3 separate regions of the Homo sapiens genome follow, and regions 2 and 3 are each linked to region 1. The links are chromatin contacts, found by Hi-C or POLR2A ChIA-PET in ENCODE. All regions are on one chromosome and are shown on one strand. Each heading gives the region's core, a stretch centred on a gene start or an enhancer-like site at or near the end of the contact. The rest is flanking DNA. Distances are from core to core; before and after follow the strand shown. Region 1 has its middle 28 kb from the start of LINC00910. Region 2 has its middle 17 kb from the start of DHX8. Region 3 overlaps MIR2117HG (MIR2117 host gene).

Region 1 (3,565 bases), core at 1,066-3,565:
GTTTGCTTTGAAGATAGTAATGTGGGGCTGGGTGCGGTACCTCATGTAATCCCAGCACTTTGGGAGGCCGAGGCGGGTGGATCACCTGAGGTCAGGATTTGGAGACCAGCCTGGCCAACATGGTGAAACCGTGTCTCTTCTAAAAAAAAAAAATAAATAAAATACAATAATACAAAAATTAGCCGGGCATGGTGGCGCGCTCCTGTAATCCCAGCTACTTGGGAGGCTGAAGCAGGAGAACCACTTGAACCTGGCAAGCGGACTTTGTGGTGAGCCGAGATCGCTCCATTGCACTCCAGCCTGGGCAACAAGAGCCAAACTCTTTTCGTGTTTATATCCTCTTTCTTTAACTCTTACAGGGGCCCCTTTCCCAAGGCTCCGCCCAGCCCTGCAACCAGTCAGAGCATGTGCTCCCCTGAGGGCTGCACCCTGGCCTCCTCGAAAACTTGCCCTTGCCGGACCAGACAGTTGAGAAATGGCTAGAGGGACGAGACCTGAGTACCTGTCTCCATGTGTGCAGCTATACAAAATATGTAATTGCCGGGCGCGGTGGCTCAAGCCTGTAATCCCAGCACTTTGGGAGGCCCAGGCGGGGGATCATGAGGTCAGGAGATCGAGACCATCCTGACTAACACGGTGAAACCCCGTCTCTACTAAAAAATACAAAAAATTAGCTGGGCGTAGTGGGGGCGCCTGTAGTCCCAGCTCCTCGGGAGGCTGAGGCAGGAGAATGGCGTGAACCCGGGAGGCGGAGCTTGCAGTGAGCCGAGATCGCGCCACCGCACTCCAGCCTGGGCGGCAGAGCGAGACTCCCTCTCAAAAAAAAGAAAAAAAAAATGTAATTAGACGTCTGTAACACATGTAATAAAGCAAGTACAGCAAGATGACTTTAGGTGATGGGCATACGGGTGTTCACCAAACAATTCTTTCAACGTATGTGTGAAAAAAAGTTTAAAGTAATGTTGGATGCCAGCTAGGTCAGGACGAGATGGGGAGGGGGAGGGGGAAGGGAGGGGGAGGGGATGCGGAGGGGAAGGGAGGCGGAGGGAGAGGGGAGGGGAAGGGGAGGGGGAGGAGGAGGAAAGAAGAGCCTCCTAGAGCTCTTCGTGTCTTTTCCGTTGTGGGTTTTTCCTCCTGAAGGGCAATGAAGCCGAAGGAGCTTTCCCAAGATTCCAGTGATTTACAGGCGCTTTTCTGTTCAGTGGTTGGCAGGCAGGGCACGGCGGGGCATGCAAATTTAAAATGGCTGCTTCTCTCGGGAGTTATGGGAGCAAAAAAGGAAAGTGAATATCCTCCAAAATAGTAACAATATTACTTACGCAGGTGTTCAGATTTGGATAAAGATACACAATCTCAACGTAGGAGAGAGAGTTATTCAGGGTGCTATCTGTCACCCTGAGGTTAGGATGTGTGGGAGAAGGAGTACAGTGGCCGATCGTTAACATTTTCGTTTTGAAAACGGTGTTGATACAGTGGAAGGCTTGTGGTGTTGCTGGCCCTTGATCGCTGGAAGGATTCCGAGGTGTAGTTTTCGAAGCGGGAGTTTTGTTCGCATTGGGCGCTTAGCGTCTGTTACTGTCGCTAACGGGAGATTGTCAACGTGTTTGCATTGGGCCATTTGCATCAGTTGGGACCGTTGTTACTGACCTCCTAGGTTGTGTGTTGCGTTTACACGCTTAAATCCGGGTTTCACGGTCTCTTAGTACTCGCGTATTTAAGCTCATCGCGCGTACCTTACTTCTACGCGTTCACGTCGGTTCGTCCGGGCCTATCAGCGCCGCTGCTTTTAAATTGGCCGTGTGCGCTTTACGTTTGCACCTTTACGTCGGATCACTGGGGTCCATCAGCGCCGTAGTTTTTGAGCTGGCCGGGCGTGCTTTCGAGCGCTTAGTTGCTTTCGGTTTCACTTGGTTGCGGCGTGACGATCATTGAGTTAAAGGTTACTGCACTCACTTCAGTCGCCATCGGTCTCCGTAATCTGACTGCCCTTTGCTATTACTTGCTTCACTCACATACGATATGCGGACGGTCCTATTTAAGTTGAGCGCCCATACTTCACTATCCCAAGTGGGACTGCTTTTTCATTTACGTGTCTCTATCCGAGGCAGTATAAACATCTTTCCATTCAAGTTTACCGCATGTGTTTCACTATCGAGAGTCGGACTGCTTTTGGATTTACGTGGCTTTGTGGGATGCGGTATGAAGATCGTTGCATTCAAGTTTACCGCCTCTACTTCACTGCAGAATCTGACTGCCGTCAGATCTGTATGACAGATTGTTGCATTCGTTTTCTGCGGGTACGTCACTATCCAGTCTACTTTTTCCATTGACGTGGCTGAGTCATATGTAGTATGACTGTCAGAGACGTTGGAACCTGAAGCGACCCCATTTTGAGTGAGGGCTAGAAAAATGAGGCCGGGACTTACGGGCCTGCATTCTCAGAAGGATATTCCTAGCTTTCAGATACTTACGGTTAAGGGAACAAATTAATGTTTACTGAAGAGACCCGAGTGTCCAGATAGCTGGATATCTGGAGAACAAAGGCGTTCCTAATTTTGCTTTAAAGGTAGTAATAGGGATTCTTGCAAAATGTAATAATTAAAGTTAATTATCACAAACCCTTGTAACAGAACACCTCTCCCCATGTGTACAAGCATTGTACCTAGGGTGGATACGTTCCTTCTCTTAGTTTCAGGAACGCCCTTCTCTGTCTGTGGAGTAGCTGTTCTTTCACCACTTTACTTTCTTAATAAACTTGCTTTTATTTTGCACCGCGGACTTGCCCTGAGTTATTTCTTGCGCGAGACCCAAGAACCCTCTCTTTGGGTCTGGATCGGGGCCCTTTTCCTGTGACGTATTTCTGGCCACCACAGATGGGACTATAGTGCTTTGGGGAAGTGTTGGGGTCCTATAACATATTTCTGGCGAATGATGGAAGGGACGATACTGAAGAAACTCCCCCAACCCAAAGGAAGTAGACTGCAGCACTGCAGTAGTCAGTAGACTGACTTTGGGTAAGTGGTGGAGTGCCCGGGTAAAGAATGGGATTGGGTTAGAGGCCCAACTTAATGGAGTTAGAGTCTTTCCTAAAAGAGAGTGGGTTAGAGGCCCCTCTTAATAAAAGGCAAGGACACTTGACCGACCTCGGGTTAGAGGCCCGACCGAGGAGGGTTAGAGGCCCCTCCCAGTAAAGCCCCTCTCGGCTAAAAAACAGGTTTGACACCGCAGGCTATGCTCTTTGTATTAGTCTGCCTCGTCCTCCTTGTCTTGGTTGCTGTCTCCGTTTCAGTGTCATTTTCAGGAGACTTCATTTAACTGGTCTTAGGGATTTTAACTGATTCTTCTCCTATGTCCCTCCCGATTTCTGTCCGTTTGCTTGTGAAACACTGGGAACCAAAAGCATTGGAGGATCCGGCTCTAAAATTGCTGATTGAGATTTGATATTTAACAGCTATGAGCAGTAAGATTCGATAGATGTGGTTGTGTTTTGTTGCTGCTGTGCTGAGTGTGATTGAGAAGCACTAGGATGGAAATCAGGGGACTTTTCTCCTTGCTGTTTTGTTTG
Region 2 (4,617 bases), core at 1,568-4,067, 110 kb before region 1:
AACTCCTTCCTCCATTCCATGCGGTTTGGATGCTCAGTGACCATATGATGCATGAACAAATGTGGCTCAGTGGCATGAAGTGACTCATCCAGTGTGACACAGCTAATAAGGGGGCAGAGGAGGCACTTAAACTTGGATTATCTCGCCCTGGGCCACACTACACAAAGCTACATCCCAAACTGTGAGCATTTCTATCCGCTTCTTGAATTCGTGGACTGCAAGTTCAGAGACCTTAATTCCCCACTGCATGAAAGAGGCTTTCTCATGCCTGCCAGCCCTGCAGAAAATTCTTCAAATAAATGCTTGCTGGCCCTTGAAATTATTAGATCTTCCAGCATTGAAATATCTTGATTCTCAAGCAAGCTGTATCAGAAACCGATGGCTCGAGCACAAAAACGCTCAAGAAAAAAAAAAAAATGAATACCACAGGAGCTAGCAAGTAATTTATGAACCAGACACGTGGCCCAGTCTCCCTTTGCTGCTCCCAGTGGTATTTGAAGCTAATTTGAGGAGGCAGCAGGACATTCCATTGCCTGAAACCCATGGAGGGGAAAACCCTGCCCTTCTATTAGTAGGCAATCCCAGCAGTAGAAAAACATGATTTCTCCTGATGAGCACATGAAGATGATTCAGGCCTGTCCTTGCTTTATTCCCTTCCCACCAAAAGAATATCAGTTCCGATATCACATGCAGAAATTAGATCAAAATGTAAGTGGGGGCGGAGGCAGTGCTGTCACTTGGGGAATCTCCCTCGGCTGAAGTTGCAGAAGCTCTCGCTGCACCCACGGGGAGACATCTGTCATTGACTTTCCTGGCACCTGACAGATGCTCCTGTTCCCTGGGCAGGCAGAATCAGCTGGGTGTGAATATCTAACTCAAATCTGTCTTGGACCATCTGAGTTCCTGGCTGGATTCCAACCAGACCCAATCCTGAGGAAATAAATAGAATAATCCTCATGGGGAGATAATTTCCTCCTTTGGACAGACTCTTCCAGGTCAACCAAGACCAGCCTGGGATCCCTGTCAGCTTTGGGAAAAATGAGAACTCAAGTGTATCCCAGGTCACAGGGTGGCTGGAGGCATTTGGTCATACAAGCAAGCAAGCAAATGAGAAAAGCAACTGAGCACCCAGTATGTGCGAGGTGCTGTGGAAGATTCAACAGTGGCGAAAAGCCTTCTTCTTTTTTTTTTTTTTTTTTTTTTTTGAGACAAGGGTCTTGCTCTGTTGCCTAGGCTGGAGTGCAGTGGCACAATCATGGCTAAGTGCAACCTCCCAGAAAAGTCTTCTTTTTTTTTTGAGACAGAGTCTTACGCTGCCACCCAAGTTGGAGTGCAGTGGTGGTTGGAGTGCACTGCAACCCTTGCCTCCTGGGCTCAAGCAATCCTCCCACTTCAGCCTCTGGAGTACCTGAGACTACAGACTACAGGTGTGCACCACCACACCTGACTAATTTTTTTTTTTTTTTTGTAAGGTCTCACTATTTTGCCCAGGCTGGTCTCGAACTCCTGGGCTCAAGTGATCCGCCCGCCTTGGCCTCCCAAAGTGCTGGGATTACAGGTGTGCACCACTGTGCCTGTCTGGGAAAAGCCTTCTTTTTATAATCTAGAGAGGAGGTAAATCACATAATGGCAATTAATTCATTTAATAGACATTCTTAGAACATCCACCAAGAACAAGTACCAGGAAAGATGAGAACATGCTGGAAAGGATTTTTTGTATCTTTTGTAGAGACAGAGCCTCACTATGTTGCCCAGGCCAGTCTCAAACTTCCGAGCTTAAGCAATCCTCCAGCCTTGGTCCCCTCAAGTGCTGGCATTACAGGCTTGAGCCACCACGCCCGGCCAGGAAAGGATTTTGAAGCAGGGCTTCTTAGGACAGCTAAACTTTGGTTGATCACTCAAACCTCAAGTGAAGACACTGGATTTTAAATCATGTCAGTCCCCCTACGTTGGTAAGCAGTCTCCAGATAATTTATTGATACTTGCCAAAATCATCAGGAGATGAACTTAGAAATCAGAAGGCCAAGTTGACCATTTATAATGAGGGCAAAGCTTTCCAGTGCTAGCAGGACTCCAGCCTAAAATTACACAGGCTCGGCCGGGCGCGGTGGCTCACACCTGTAATCCCAGCACTTTGGGAGGCTGAGGCGGGCGGATCACGAGGTCAGGAGATCAAGACCATCCTGGCTAACACGGTGAAACCCCATCTCTACTAAAAATACAAAAAATTAGCCAGGTATGGTGGCAGGCACCTGTAGTCCCAGTTACTGGGGAGGCTGAGGCAGGAGAATGGCATGAACCCGGGAGGCGGAGCTTGCAGTGAGCCGAGATCTGGCCACTGCACAGAGCGAGACTCCGTCTAAAAAAAAAAAAAAAAAATTACACAAGCTCTAGGACCACGTGTCTGTGTCATAGGGCACTATTTTAAAAGGAAAGACTTTTGTAGAACACTAGGAAAGGAGCCATTTGTAACCCTCTTGTAAAAGACTAGGACAAATGAAAATTAATTGCAAGCCCTTAAGGGTAACCGAAACCCTTACAATACAATAATACACCTTGGTGCATAAAATCATAATGGCATTCCAAAGAGTCCTGAGCACAGATATCAGCACAGCTTCTCCTGCACACTGGGACATCCAGCAGGGGCAATTGTTCCCATGTTTTCTCATCAGTCACTCATTAACATCCACTTGTCTGGCCAAGTCACTCAGGAGATGCCTGACTCCTACTAACTCAGAAAAACCTGGAACACGTGGCAAGCTCTGCAGGCAAAAGATGTTTATTGGGCTGGGCATGGTGCCTCACACCTGTAATCCCTGCACTTTAGGAGGCCGAGGTGGGCGGATCACTTGAGCTCAGGAGTTGGAGTGGCCAATATGGTGAAACCTCTGTCTCCACTAAAAATACAAAAATTAGCTGGGCATGGTGGCACATGCTTGCAGTCCCAGCTACTCAGGAGGCTGAGGCAAGAGAATCACTTGAACCCGGGAAGCAGAGATTGCAGTGAGCCGAGATGGTGCCACTGCACTCCAGCCGGGGCATTGCAGCAAGACTCCATCAAAAAAAGAAGAAGAAGGAGAAGGAGAAGAAGAAGAAGTTGTTTACTGATTGCAGGGAAGTAATCTGTTTGGTGAGTGAAAGGGGCAGTACTCAGTCCTTATTCTGATTTCCAGCTCAAATCTGAGAAGATTACAGGGCTAGAAAAAATGTGTCTGTCTTCAGAAATTCTGGGAAAATTGCAAGCAGGCAACATTTTGAAAAAGCTTTTTGAGCCAAGAACAAACTTGAGTCCACATCCCTTTTTCTGATGCCTTTTCTCTTTTTTTTTTTTTTTTTTTTGAGATGGAGTTTTGCTGTTGTTGCCCAGGCTGGAGTACAGTGGTGGGATCTCAGCTGACTGCAATCTCTGCCTCCTGGGTTCAAGCAATTCTTCTGCCTCATCCTCCAGAGTAGCTGGGATTATAGGCGCTCGCCACCACGCCTGGCTAATTTTTTGTATTTTTAGTAAAGACGGGGTTTCATCATGTTGACCAGGCTGGTCTCGAACTCCTGACCTTAGGTGATCCACCTGCCTCGGCCTCCCAAAGTGTTGGGATTACAGGTGTAAGCGACCGCACCCAGCCCCAGCACCAGGCGCTGTCTCAAGTAATCCCCTGCTGAGGCTGGCCGCTTCCTTTGCTGCTAAAAGGATTTGCCTAACCTAACTTCTTTGAGCCTCAATTGTGTCACCTGCACAGTAAGATAATAGTAGGTAGTGCTTATCTCACATGCTGCCTGAGGATTAAATGTGTTAACGCTGGTGAAGTGATTGGACAGAACTTAGCACATAACACTCAGCCAGTGTTAGAGATGACACCGCCATCACCATCATTATTTCTGGTATTTCCAACTGTCCTTTCCTCCCTCACAGCCAGTTCTTTGCCAATCCTATTTCTCAGTCACTATTTATTATTCATTTGGAAATATTTTCCATGGCTCCTGTTTTTGTCCTCTGCACATATTTTTTCCGTATATTATCCATATGTTATTTCCAAATATTACTTTAATAGCAAGAGCCTAACAAGGTCATTTTCACAACCCCCTTATCTTGCATTAGTGATCGGCGAACTGAATGTCACACAGGCTAGAGGTAATTATGACTTTATTTACAAACAGCTGACGTTGAAGAGCTGTATTTGAAAGACCAAAGTAACCAACCATCTTGGGTTGCCTAGGACTGACTGGGTTCCCAGGACACAGGATCTTCAATGCCCAAATCAGGGAAGTCTTGTGCAAACTGGGACAAGTTGGTCACCATAGGCAGAAGAGCATAATGTAGGCTCTGGAAACTGGATTCAAATTCTTTTTTTTTTTTGGGACGTGGTGGCTGAAGGAGGCAGAGCTGTGGAGGAGTCCAGTGTCCGAGCTCTGCCCCCACCCCACCTAGTCCTGCCTTCCTGGATTCAAATTCTGACTCTGCTGTTTCCTAACTGTGTAAACTTGGACAAATTACTTAACTTCCCTGAGCCTCAGTTTTCTCATTTGTAAAATGGAGATAATACAAGTACCTACACAGGATTGTTATGAGAATTAAATGAGTTAATAAATGTAAACACAGCTCAGGATATTGTCTGGGAC
Region 3 (4,617 bases), core at 1,481-3,980, 89 kb before region 1:
CCCTCCCGGACGGGGGGGCTGGCCGGGCAGAGGGGCTCCTCACTTCCCAGTAGGGGCGGCCAGGCAGAGGCGCCCCTCACCTCCCGGACGGGGAGGCTGGCCAGGCGGGGGGCTGACCCCCCCACCTCCCTCCCGGACGGGGCGGCTGGCCGGGCGGGGGGCTGACCCCCCCACCTCCCTCCCGGACGGGGCGGCTGGCCGGGCAGAGGAGCTCCTCACTTCCCAGTAGGGGCGGCCGGGCAGAGGCGCCCCTCACCTCCCGGACGGGGCGGCTGGCCGGGCGGGGGGCTGACCCCCCCACTTCCCTCCTGGACGGGTCGGCCGGCCGGGCAGGGGGCTGACCCGCCCACCTCCCTCCTGGACGGGGCGGCTGGCTGACCCCCCCACCTCCCTCCCGGACGGGGTGGCTGCCGGGCGGAGACGCTCCTCACTTCCCAGACGGGGTGGCTGCCGGGCGGAGGGGCTCCTCACTTCTCTGACGGGGAGGCTGCCGGGTGGAGGGGCTCCTCACTTCTCAGACGGGGCGGTTGTCAGGCGGAGGGTCTCCTCACTTCTCAGACGGGGCGGCCGGGCAGAGACGCTCCTCACCTCCCAGACAGGGTCGCGGCCGGGTAGAGGCGCTCCTCACATCCCGGACGGGGTGGCGGGGCAGAGGTGCTACCCACATCTCAGACGATGGGCGGCCGGGCAGAGACGCTCCTCACTTCCTAGATGGGATGGCTGTCGGGAAGAGGCCCTCCTCACTTCCTATATGGGATGGCGGCCGGGCAGAGACGCTCCTCATTTTCCAGACTGGGCAGCCAGGCAGAGGGGCTCCTCACATCCCAGACGATGGGCGGCTAGGCAGAGACGCTCCTCACTTCCCAGACGGGGTGGCGGCCGGGCAGAGGCTGCAATCTCGGCACTTTGGGGGGCCAAGGCAGGCGGCTGGGAGGTGGAGGTTGTGCGAGCCGAGATCACGCCACTGCACTCCAGCCTTATTGCAATATCCACCTTTTTATGATGGTCTGGAACCAAAACTGTAATATCTTCAAGGTATGCCTGTATATTCTTTGCACTGTTCTACAGACTTCCTATGCGTTGAAGCATTGAAACATATCTTCACTTTGCAGATAGGGAAACATTCATTATTAACAGAGGTTTTCTGGCTATTGTCAAATCTCAGGTGAAAGCCTTTTAGCTTCTTTCATTCCTTCTCAATGAAACCAATTTGGCAGTCTCTTTCAAAGCAATGTCTTCAATTGGAAAGTACTACCTCATACATGAATGAACAACGTGTCTCCTCTTGTCATTGATAAGATGAACTTAGAATGAGCTTGAAATGCTATGGTGGTGGTGCTCTATTCTGGACTGCAGAAAAATCTGGAATGCCGTTCTCAGATGGGGCAGTTGCCAGGTGGAGGGTCTCCTCACTTCTCAGACGGGGCGGCCGGGCAGAGACGCTCCTCACCTCCCAGACGGGGTCGCGGCCGGGCCGAAGCGCTCCTCACATCCCAGACGGGGCGGCGGGGCAGAGGCGCTCCCCACATCTCAGACGATGGGTGGCCGGGCAGAGACGCTCCTCACTTCCTAGATGGGATGGTGGCCGGGAAGAGGCCGTAACTGATTTTTTTTAAGCAAACTTTTTATCTGTATGTGTTTTCAGATATCTTGGCTGGTGGGCCTGTAAGACACTGGGACAGAGTTGCCATAGCCTCCTTAAGGATTTTGGGATGGCCCCAGAAAGAACAGAATAAACTTGGCGAATCACCTAGGTTCAACATAAAGAATTGGGAATGTGGACCATGGCACACACTCAGGGCTGGTTACAGAATTTTCAGGGGCCAGTATAAAATGTATGAATCCAGCCAGGCATGGTGGCTCATGCCTGTAATCCCAGCACTTTGAGAGGCCGAGGTGGGTGGATCACTTGAGGTCAGGAGTTTGAGACCAGCCCAGCCAACATGGTGAAACCCCGTCTCTACTAAAAATACAAAAATTAGCCAGGCGTGGTGGCAGGTGCCTGTAATCCCAGCTACTTGGGAAGCTGAGGCTGGAGAATCGCTTGAACCCAGGAGGCAGAGGTTGCAGTGAGCTGAGATCGCGCCATTGCGCTCCAGCCTGGGCGACAAGAGCAAAACTCTGCCTCAAAAAAAAAAAAGGATGACTCCTTGTTTCTAAATTATTAAGACGTTTAAATGGTGACAGCAGAGCATTAAATCAAGCAGGGGGTCCTTCTAAACATGGGGCCCTGCTTAACTGCACAGGTCACACATCAATGGTGCTGGCCTTGCACACACACAGTGGCCAGTCACTCAGAAAGGGGCAGTTTTGCCACAAGACATCCCAGTCCTGCAAAGCCGAGAAAAACCCACAGCTGCTGCTAGGTTTCCTTCCACAAGCACACCTGGGAACCTAATTCTTCACAGAGCCATTTTCCACATGCACCACCACTCTGGTTATGAGTTCAGAAGAGAAACCAAAGCAATAAAATAAACATAAATCAAAGCCAACTGTGTTAATAAAATGGATCCAAAGGGTCAGTGTGGCAGGCAGGACATTAGATTTCAGACAGCTTTAGTATCTTCCCGGACAAATTACATGAACTGCTGTCAGAGGTACCCTCAAAGTTCATGCAAAATATGCCTCCTGGCTCATTTAACTCCCATTTCTCCGCCAGTAAATTATTAACGGAACAAGCTCGAACTGGCAGAGCTGTTGTCTCAACATAGGCCTGATGTCCACACAGAAAATTGCTCAATAATTTGTACTGGAAGTGACCCAGCACTAAATTCATTCCCTGAGCACTGGCACCAGGGCACCAGACTGCAGGGGGAAAGAATCCCCAAGACAGCATCCTGCTTCTGTTTGGAGTAGAGTGTAAAGTCCCCATCGAGGGGCCGAAGGTGACCCTGCAGCCTCAGAGCAGCAGCCCATAACCCAAGTGTCGGTGACTTCATAAGGCCAAGGACACAAGAGGGGCCCATAGAAGCCTCTGGCAGGTGAGAAGGAGAGACAGGGAAAAGAAAGAAAAAGACTTGATGAGAGGACAGCGCAGGATGAAGAGAGGAGGGGATGGAACAAGAAAGAGGAAAACTTCTCTCTTTGGGGAGGAATATATGGTTTGGGGCAAAATATAGGTTCTAAAGAGCAGCTTCCACCACTTCAATGCACCCATCTCAGCTTCTGGAAGTCTTTCCAGGCCTTGAGGTTCAGCTCCAATGACACCTCCTCCAGGAGGTGGAGGGTAGCTTCCCCTGATGGCCACAGAACAACGTTGCTACCCAAATAAATGATAATACAGTAGATAAGAGTGGAGAGTTTCCCTTTGCCACCTACACCCTCTCATTTCGTACCCCCAGCCCTTCCATGGGCATTATTACTGCCCTAATTTTGCTAATGAAGAAACCGAGGTACTGAGAGATTTAGTAACTTGCCCAAGGACATACAGGTGGTAAGTGCTGCAGCTGGGACCAGACAAACTGACTCCAAAGTCCTTACTTGTAACCACTTGGCTCTACATTTCCCTCTTCTACCTTATTGTGGCTCAGAGGATCGCCTGAGCCCAAGAGCTCAAGACCAGCCTGGACAACATAGTGAGACCCCGTCTCTACAAAAATTTCTGCCTGTAGTATAGACAGTAGTGTCCAAACTTCACCCCTCCTCCAGGAAACCTCTCTTGAGGATAGGGACTCTATCTTACTTATATCCCTATTCCTCCAGCAATCCACTACAACGTCCAGCACATAGTAGGTGCTCAGTAAATGTTAATTCCATACCTTTCTCTCATCAGACACATGTACAAAAAGTATTGTGTCCAAAACACAGACTAAGAGAAAATATTTACGAATCATATGTGCAACACAGGATTTGTATCCAGAATTTATAATGGGCCAGGCGCGGTGGCTCATGCCTGTAATCCCAGCACTTTGAGAGGTCGAGGAGAGTGGATCACCTGAGGTCAGGAGTTTGAGACCAGCCTGGCCAACATGGCAAAACTCCATCTCTACTAAAAATATAAAAATTAACTGGGCGTGGTGGCGGGTGCCTGTAATCCCAGCTACTCAAGAGGCTGAGGCAGGAGAATCACTTGAATCTGGGAGGCGGAGATTGCAGTGAGCCAAGATTACACCATTGTACTCCAGCCTGGGCAACAAGAGCAGAACTCTGTCTCAAAAACAAAACAAAACAAAAACAAACAAACAAAAACCAGAATTTATAATGAACTCTCATACCTAAATAAGAAAACAGATTACTGACTTTAAAAATGAGCAAAAGATGTAAACAAATACTTCACCAAAGAGAATATTAAGATGGCAGATAGGCACATGAAAAGATGTTCAACAGCCAGGCGAGGTGGCTCATGCCTGTAATGGGTCACTTTCAATACAATTACTGAGACAAGAAGATTGCTTGAGGCCAGGAGTTCGCCCAGCCTGGGCAATATGCAAGACCTCATCTCTACAAAAAAATAAAAATAATTTTTTAAAAAAGAAATAATCATCATGTACAGTCACTCAAACCTGAAATCCCAACACTTTGGGAGGCCAAGGCAGGAGGATTGCTTGACCCCGGGAGTTGGAGACCAGCCTGGGCAACATAGTGAGACCTTGTCTCTACCAAATTTTTTTTTAATTA

Evidence for each region. A loop is a pair of places that touch in the nucleus more often than their neighbours do. ChIA-PET counts read pairs that join two places held with the same protein, here RNA polymerase II (POLR2A). Pooled maps may share reads with other maps.
Region 2: POLR2A ChIA-PET joins it to region 1 with 20 read pairs in MCF 10A. The contact joins two enhancer-like sites. A Hi-C loop is called at or near these places in 1 of 168 maps with a recorded cell type or tissue (mammary epithelial cell) and 1 of 50 pooled maps. POLR2A ChIA-PET finds 5 or more read pairs at or near these places in 27 of 52 experiments (A549, AG04449, AG04450 and 21 more).
Region 3: POLR2A ChIA-PET joins it to region 1 with 13 read pairs in HepG2. The contact joins two enhancer-like sites. POLR2A ChIA-PET finds 5 or more read pairs at or near these places in 19 of 52 experiments (A549, AG04449, B cell and 15 more).

What each region holds. Positions count from the first base shown.
Region 1 is chr17:43,359,246-43,362,810 of GRCh38, reverse strand. No RefSeq gene overlaps it. Among named protein-coding and RNA genes, the nearest start is that of LINC00910, 28 kb to the left of the region's middle. RefSeq lists silencers at 988-1,087, 1,538-1,597 and enhancers at 1,848-2,027, 2,073-2,768. Within about 2 kb of position 2,315, at least 38 of the 41 ENCODE cell types and tissues checked have a DNase peak (open chromatin) inside an H3K27ac peak, as active enhancers do.
Region 2 is chr17:43,464,336-43,468,952 of GRCh38, reverse strand. No RefSeq gene overlaps it. Among named protein-coding and RNA genes, the nearest start is that of DHX8, 17 kb to the left of the region's middle. Within about 2 kb of position 2,817, at least 3 of the 41 ENCODE cell types and tissues checked have a DNase peak (open chromatin) inside an H3K27ac peak, as active enhancers do.
Region 3 is chr17:43,447,849-43,452,465 of GRCh38, reverse strand. MIR2117HG (MIR2117 host gene) reads right to left here. Exons shown (of 2, transcript NR_146952.1): 2 at 1,269-1,569. Among named protein-coding and RNA genes, the nearest start is that of MIR2117, 5.4 kb to the right of the region's middle. Within about 2 kb of position 2,730, at least 4 of the 41 ENCODE cell types and tissues checked have a DNase peak (open chromatin) inside an H3K27ac peak, as active enhancers do.